Regions from separate parts of the Homo sapiens genome. Here region 1 is linked to region 2. A link is a loop called in an ENCODE intact Hi-C map of the cell type or tissue named here. Cell type or tissue: Calu3. All regions are shown on one strand.

Region 1 (4,000 bases), 81 kb after region 2:
ACACACACATATACATGCATTCACATTTACACACTCACTCATGCTCACACAGAGCAGCTTTGCTTTTCTATATTTTTACATTGAATATTTACATACAATTTTTGTTTAATAAAGGAGTTCTACTGGACGGGTGTGGTGGCTCAAGCCTGTAATCCCAGCACTTTGGGAGGCCGAGGTGGGCAGATCACGAGGTCAGGAGATTGAGACCATCCTGGCTAACACGGTGAAGCCCCGTCTATACTAAAAATACAAAAAAAATTAGCCAGGCGTGGTGGCGGACGCCTGTGGTCCCAGCTACTCGGGAGGCTGAGGCAGGAGAATGGCGTGAACCCGGGAGGCGGAGCTTGCAGTGAGCCGAGATCGCGTCACTGCACTCCAGCTTGGTGACAGAGCAAGATTCCATCTCAAAGAAAAAAATAAAATAAAATAAAAAATAAGTAAAGGAGTTCTACTGGTAAATGGGGAAAAAAAGAGAATTTAAAAATCAATGCTCTACTCATTGGTTTGTTTCCCTACACCAAGTACAGGAAACTTTTGGCAACTTCATGGGATCCATGGGATCACTCACCCAATCACAAACTAGAACTAGAAATCACTGAGCCTTCCTTCTAAAACACTTTTAAAATGCAAAGCATAAATAATGCCTTAGGTATCTTAGATATTAACCTCCTTTGGATATTGATTTCCTATACTTTTTTTTCTGCCATTATACAAGCCATGTTTTTAACCTTTAAAGAGACTTCCAAGGACCCCAGTGGGAAGTAGCACAGATGCCAACTACTGCAATATCCACTTTCTTTTGAAATCATTGGTTCAGAACTTTTAGAAAGCAGCATCTTTTAAGAGGGGAAGGTTGACCAGCTTTCATCTTTGTGTCATGTGGTGTGATTTAACCCGGTGAGGTAGGTGTTATTAAACCTATTTTATGAGTGGGAAAATTGGAGGTCAGAGGTTAAGTCACTGGCCCATTTTACCGAGCTAGGAGAGGTAGTATCAAGATTTGAACTGAGTAGTGCTCTCATGCCCATCATCTTCTCTCCACCTCCTCTTCACCTGAACATGTAAAGAATGAAGGAGTTGGTTTGACTCCCTCATTCTACACATGAAGAAACTGAGACTTAAAAAGGAGAAAAAAAACCAGGCGAGGTGGCTCACACCTGTAATCCTAGCACTTTGGGAGGCCGAGATGTGTGGATCACCTGAGGTCAGGGGTTTGAGACCAGCCTGGCTAACATGGTGAAACCCCGTCTCTACTAAAAATACAAAAATTAGCTGGGTGGGGAGGCTGAGGCAGGAGAATCGCTTGAATCTGGGAGGCGGAGGTTGTAGTGAGCCGAGATTGCACCATTGCACTCCCACCTGGGCAACAAGACTGAAACTCCATCTCAAAAAAAGAAAAAGAAAAAACGTACACAATGTCATCTGGTGGGTTTAGGTTGAAAATCAGGTCTCTAACTCCTGATCCTAACTGCATTTATGACATTCAGTCACTTTACTTAGCAAAATCCTATCCTGAGTCTGGGAACTTATAATTTCTCTCCATTTATCAACTCATCATCATTATTACAATTAGGAATACTGATTTTAATAAATTATTGACATATGACCAGTACTGTACAGTTTACAAAATACTGCGCCTTCACATACATAATCTTCTTTGATCTTCACAATAACCCTATGAGGTAAGTTGGACAGGGATTATGATATCTGTTTTTACAGATGAGAAGAGGGTGGTTCAGAAAGTTTGAATAACTTTCTCATGGCCATACATCTACTAAGAGTAAAGCCATTCCTGGATCCAGTCTTCTGACTCCAAACCTTTCTACTAGGATGTGGCACCTTTCTTGGTGATAGTACAGTGTGATTTGAGAGTACAGTGGGCTAGCTTCTCTGAAGCTTTTAGGAGCCTGCTTACTTTCCTGGATCTGGAAGTACAAATGGTTTCTTTCTATAGAATGATTTGCTCCCTGACCCTATCCCCCCTTTAAAAATAAAATTCACTTCTCTTCCAGATGCCAGAGTATATATGCATATTTGAACAGTCACCTGGATCTGATTAAGAAGGCTCAGCCTGTGGGTTTCCTTACTGTTGATTTACATGTTTGGCCAGATTTCCATGGCAACCGGTCTCCCTTAGCAGATCTGACACTAAAGGGCATGGTAAGTAACAGCTAGTCCTTGCACATGGGTGAAGGCAGGCCAAAGGGCTACAAAGTTTGGAAGAAGCAAAGTGAGGAAAAAGGAAAAGAAAAAAATAAAACAGGCCAACAGCCCTCTGGCTTTGTGCAGATGCATTGCTGTTGCTGCTCCCTGGGATGAGCTGCTGAAAGTTTTCATTGTTTCTGAGCCAACCTTGAAAGCGTTAAAAGCAGCATTTCCTAGTTCAGCTACTGCTGCCTCTTTGTCCTGTGGAGTGGCTAAAAGTCATGCCTATGTAATTTTGGCATTTATATCAGTTTGTAAAGTCAAATTTTCCAGCTGCATCTTTAGGTTGCCCAGTAAATCAGTAGTAAATATTACCACCCATGGTCTTGCTGGCCACAGCCACACATCTGCCTAGGCTCTGAGTCAGGGCTGTTCAGATTCTACACTAATATAGTTAGGATTTCAGATTAAACTTTGGTATAAGTAAATGTAATTTATAACTTATGTTGGAAAATAAATCCTGCTCTTAGTGCCCTTTAGGGTCACTTCCTCTGTGGATATTCTAGGCTCTCCTAGAGGGGCCAGATGAACTTGGTGGGAGAACTCTCAACCACCCCAGTTGAGATATAAAAGTAATAACATCTTAGACACCAGGAGAATCATGTTTGAGGTGTGATGAAGCAGGTTAAAGGTAGAGGAGGGGCCAGGTGAGGCCACAAATAAGAAAATAAGCCATGAATGCAGGAACCAGGAAAATGTCATGAAGCTGAGAAGGTGAGTGTGAGGTACATTAAGGCAGAGTTCAGAATGGAGGCTGTAAACAAGGCAAGGCTTATGCAAAGGAAGCCGCGTAACAGTGGAGCAGGCCTGATGGAGTCAAGAATTCAAGACTCAAACTACTACAATTTTGTGGTTAGTTTTATTGAGATTGTTTTAAATATTTTTATGATGCCAGCAGGAAGACCTGAAATTTATTTTCATTACCTAGTTGACATGATCAACTTCTATTACTAAAAGGGAGTCATGGTGAAAAGAAAAGAAAATTAGACATGACAAAGGTTATGTTGATCTGGAGTCCATGAAGCATGCCTACACAACAAATCATGAGCTTGGTGTCCTTTTTTATAGAGGCAGAAGAATAATGTCCAGAGAGGGCCATGTGGCAACAGACCGCAACTAGAAAGTCATACTTTCAGATAACCAACTCTCTCTGTAAACAGGGGGTAGGGGAAGAACACATTTCATATGGGTACAGAAATAAGTGTCTTAATTAGAGACAAATATCTGAAGCCAAATAGAGCTAGATATTTAAAATGTTGAAGCAGTTAAGAAGCTTGACCAGTGTTTTAAATGACCCCAAAACAAAGCAGTGTTGCATAGTAAAATGGTCATTGCTCTGGAGGTCATTTGTTGCTTTAGATAAAACTGACCTAGGAGCCTTCCCTAGCCAATGTCTGTCATACCCAAATTCAGTACCCAGCATGTCAGGCTTCATGTCTCCCAGTAGCTTTTATCCATTTTTTAAAACCAATCCTGACATCCAAGACCTAAGAATTATCATCAGAAGGATATTCTAATACAGTTGACCCAAATGCAGAATGAAATTCCAAAGAAATCAATGGAGTGTTCTGAAGAATTCTCATATCATGAGAATAAGTATGTATGCACCAAAAGGAACTTCTTACATGGGGACATATGCCCAGTTGTATCTAAAAATCCTGGGTATGTTTACTTTTTTAAAAAGTTGTATGTTTGTTCACATACCTCATATATCACTTGGTAGTTCTTGGCAATGATTCCCTTTATAACTGTCCTTGGGTTAGGCTGCAATGGAACAGTTATCACTCCATGAATT
Region 2 (4,000 bases):
TCTCCAAGATTGCAGTTAAAATTTAGTGCCTGCCCTAAAATTTATATCTTCTTTAAATGCATGAGTCTGAAAGCATTCCATTCCGATAAGTACCCATTTCTACCATATTTTTATTTAAAAGTCATTACTCTGTTAAACTTAAATCGACGACTCTTTGGAATTTTCCCAGATAAGTATAATAGAGGGCAGAGTGGGGGAGGAGCAGGGAGATGAGCAGAGATTAGAGCGGGACACAGCCCAGGGCAGAACCAAAGCAGCTATGGAGGAAATTAAGTGGGATGTGAGACTGTTTTGCAACTGTAGGGACCCCTGAGCCTTTTTACCATCAGATATTCTAGTTCAGTTGATATAAATACATGTACTTACTTATCAATCCCTGCTCTTGTGCTAAACTGTGGATATAAGAATGACATCGGCTCAGTGGGATGAGATGAAGTTATAACAGGTATTAGAATATAATGTGAGGCCCCCCAATGTAGATACAAATTGAACTCATGATACTAAGCATCTGTTATGTGCCAAGCAATATGCGAGGTATTCTTGCACATGGCATCCCATTTTCTATGGCTGAGGGAGCCAGCCCGAGTGGTTTCCAGTCCCACTTCCTCAGTTTACTAAGTGTGGGCCTTTGGGCAAGGTACTTAAACTCTCTGGGTCCCAGATTCCTCATCTACAATATGTAGAGAGTGACAGCACCTGTCAGAGTGCTGCAAGAATTAAATGAGGTGATACTAAGTGCTCCACATGCAGTAAGCACATCACAAGGGCTCACTCTTAATCACTAGGACTGTTGTTGTTACTGAGCAGAAAGCAAACAGTGGCTGACTCTGCCTGGGAGGGTGCAGGGTGATAGAATCTTCTTGAGGTGACATTTGTGCTGGACTTTAAGGAAATAGATTTCCTTCTGTTTGGGCTCTGGGCAGTCTTGAATGGAATTTTTCTAAGTTTAAAAATTGCAGCATATTTGGCCAGACACAGTGGCTCACGCCTGTAATCCCAGCACTTTGGGAGGCCGAGGTGGGTGGATCACCTGAGGTCAAGAGTTCAAGACCAGCCTGGCCAACATGGTGAAACCCCGTCTCTACTACAAATACAAAAAATTAGCCGGGCGTGGTGGCAGGCACCTGTAATTCCAGCTGCTTGGGAGGCTGAGGCAGGAGAATTGCTTGAACCCAGAAGGCAGAGGTTGCAGCAAGCCGAGATAGTGCCATTGCACTCCAGCCTGGGCAACAAGAGCGACACTCCATCTCAAAAATAATAATAATAATTTCAGCATATTTCTTCTGCTCAGCAGCCCTTTTGTAAGGCTCAGCTGTCCCTGAAGGGAGAGATCTGCAGAGGCCTGAGGCCTCTTTAAGCCAGAAGGCACCAGCCCAGGAGCCAGCCCTTCTTTCCCTTGATATGAGTCTACACTTGTTAGATTGTCTTCACTGAATACTGATTTAATCCTGTTTAAATTATCTCTTATTTTCACAGGGATACATCTAATCAGGCTTCTCCTGGGAGATCTGAATCTCAGGCATTTTTACCCCACTCAATTCAGATTTCTGAACAGAAGCAAATCTAAATGGATGCAAGTGTCTCTGTGATGGCCTGCTTCTTAGTCTTACTGTCTCTTAATGGAGATGAGGCTGGCTTTCCCTACCCATTTAATGTACACATTTGGGACCTAAAGCGTAGAAAAGTCCAGTAATTTTCCCAAAGTCACAAAGCTTTGAAGTTCTTGAGCTAAGAACTGAAATCTAACTCTGATTCCAAAGCTCATACTCCTCCTTGCCTCCCTGAATTGTGCATGAAGATGATGTACCCATAGAGGAATGGTGAGAACATGGGCTTTTACATTGTCCAGAGGCAAGCTTGAACATCTGCTCATGCATGTTTTGGCCCTCTGACCTGAGTGAGCTACTTAACTTCTCTAAGCTTCAGATTCTTCATCCATCAAATTGGGGATAATGATGCCAGTCTCACAGGGTTGTTGAGTAACATGCATTATGTAGGTTTGTACCTAGCACACAGCAGACACTCAAAAATGGTGGAGATTGTTATTAAACTTTCCTAGTGATGTAAACGGCTCACATGAAGCAACTGTTTGGGCTTTAACGAGTTTGATGGGCAGCTGCAGTTGGTTGCGATGAATGAGGGCCATAAAAGGCCAGTTTATGATGGCTGTGTTGTGCTGGAAATAAAGTCCCCACCCCCATCCTGCTTTGTACTTGGGAGTGGGAAGGGACCCTCTGGGCCAAGGGGATTAATCATCAGCTTTAATGTTATGTCATGAGGGTGAGACTGTGGTCATGCTGGCATGGGAAAGTGCCTTTGATCTCCTCAGGTGCTGGGAACCCAGCAACAATAACACCTTTGTGAGGTCTAGGAGAGGTGCAGGTCTGAGGAAACACTCCCAGGGAGACTCAAGGACCCCCTTTGTTGTGGTTCTGGCAAATAAAACCGCCACTGTGAGGAAAAATTAACCAAACAGAACACAGGGACCAAAGGGTGATGCGGGCTTTTCAAAAAGTGGTTTTCAGCATGATCTGAAGGATCCTCTTTCTTCCTGTCTGCTTACTTCTGATGTTTCCAATTTAGTAGATTGAGACAAAATTCCCAGGAACGTTTTGTGCTTGATCCAGGTTGCCTCTTTCTAGATCACCCAAAAAGAATAAATGAATGAACGAATGACCACATAAGTGAGTATTGGTAAATACTTAGAAGCTTCGTACCTCCAGGTTCCTGTTGCTTCCAGGAATCTGGAGAAAAAGCCTGAGGTTGAACATAAGACATGTTAATAAGGCCTTTGATATTTTAGAAGATACAAGCATGGGCTGCACATTTATCTTCCTTGTGGGTGATTTAATTAACAGGGGAAAAATGCCATTCTTTTTTTAACTCCATGAAAGCAGAGCTGCTTGTTCAGAGTTAATTACTACCAAGTCACCAAAACCCCAGATAATACACAGCAGGGGTTAGCCAGAGGTTGAAAAGTCATGGGGTAAGATGGAGCTGATCCTTGCCATTGTACTGACATCCTTTTCTTGAGCTGTCAGGTTGGGTTGTAACTTGGCAACTTGTCTTCCAGTTAGCATGTCAGATGGGGACAGGACCCTGGGGGGGTCGGGGTAGGGAGAAACACTGAGGAGGTAAGATTTGAGCAGAACAATACCTGAAGAGAGCTGGGAACTACATCTGCATCTTAAATCGCTCAGAACTGAAGTTTTTTCAGTCTTAATATTGAGATAGTGGTTCTCTATCATTGAAGGGATGTGGAGACTCAAAGACATAGGCTCATACGCTGCCCCCACCACTTACTGTGTGAATTTAGGCAGGATGCTTCATCTTTCAGTGCCTCAGTTTCTGCATCTGTTAAATGTGAGTGATAGTATTTACCCATAAAGTTTTGTTCAGGTTCAAATTAGGCCATCTTTGTAAATGACTTGGCACTGTACCTGGCACAAAATACCAAATATGATATTGTTATTAAAAATGAGTTGTTAATCACATGAACAATCCATGTGGTTATGGACTAGAATTAGAGACATCAGTATGAACTCATATTGGGGGAACCCACCCCCAATATTTCAACGTAGGTTCTTTCTATTTTCCGTAAGTGTCAGCCGGCTGAGAAATAAAGAGAAAGAGTACAACGAGAGGAATTTTACAGCTGGGCTGCTGGGGGTGACATCACATATCAGTAGGACCATGATGCCCACCTGAGCCTTAAATCCAGCAAGTTTTATTAAGGATTTCAAAAGGGGAGGGGGTGCAAGAACAGGGAGTAGGTCACAAGATCACATGCTTCAAAGGCAAAAAGGAGAACAGAGATCACATACTTCTGAGGAAACAGTACAAGGGCAAATTCAGAACTACTGATAAGTGTCTATGTTCAGCTGTGCATGTATTGTCTTGATAAACATCTTAAACAACAGAAAACAGGGTTCAAGAGCAGAGAACCGATCTGACCTCAAATTTACCAGGGTGGGTTTTTTCCCCACCCTAATAAGCCTAG

What was found. Hi-C counts contacts between places; a loop is a spot of excess contacts. Peaks named below come from ENCODE experiments on the same cell type or tissue, not always from the same donor. Only the 100,000 strongest peaks of a DNase experiment are listed, where the experiment ranks them.
Region 1: it touches region 2 in a loop (2.6-fold over the local background); 1 of 110 quality-filtered maps calls a loop at or near these places.

What each region holds. Positions count from the first base shown.
Region 1 is chr1:59,636,216-59,640,215 of GRCh38, forward strand. FGGY (FGGY carbohydrate kinase domain containing) reads left to right here. Exons shown (of 16, transcript NM_018291.5): 11 at 2,013-2,160. Among named protein-coding and RNA genes, the nearest start is that of MIR4711, 95 kb to the right of the region's middle. In Calu3, no CTCF peak of the experiment used is centred here; a DNase peak (open chromatin) is centred at 2,116.
Region 2 is chr1:59,554,752-59,558,751 of GRCh38, forward strand. The region is part of intron 8 of FGGY (FGGY carbohydrate kinase domain containing); the gene reads left to right. Among named protein-coding and RNA genes, the nearest start is that of MIR4711, 180 kb to the right of the region's middle. In Calu3, no CTCF peak of the experiment used is centred here; a DNase peak (open chromatin) is centred at 2,400.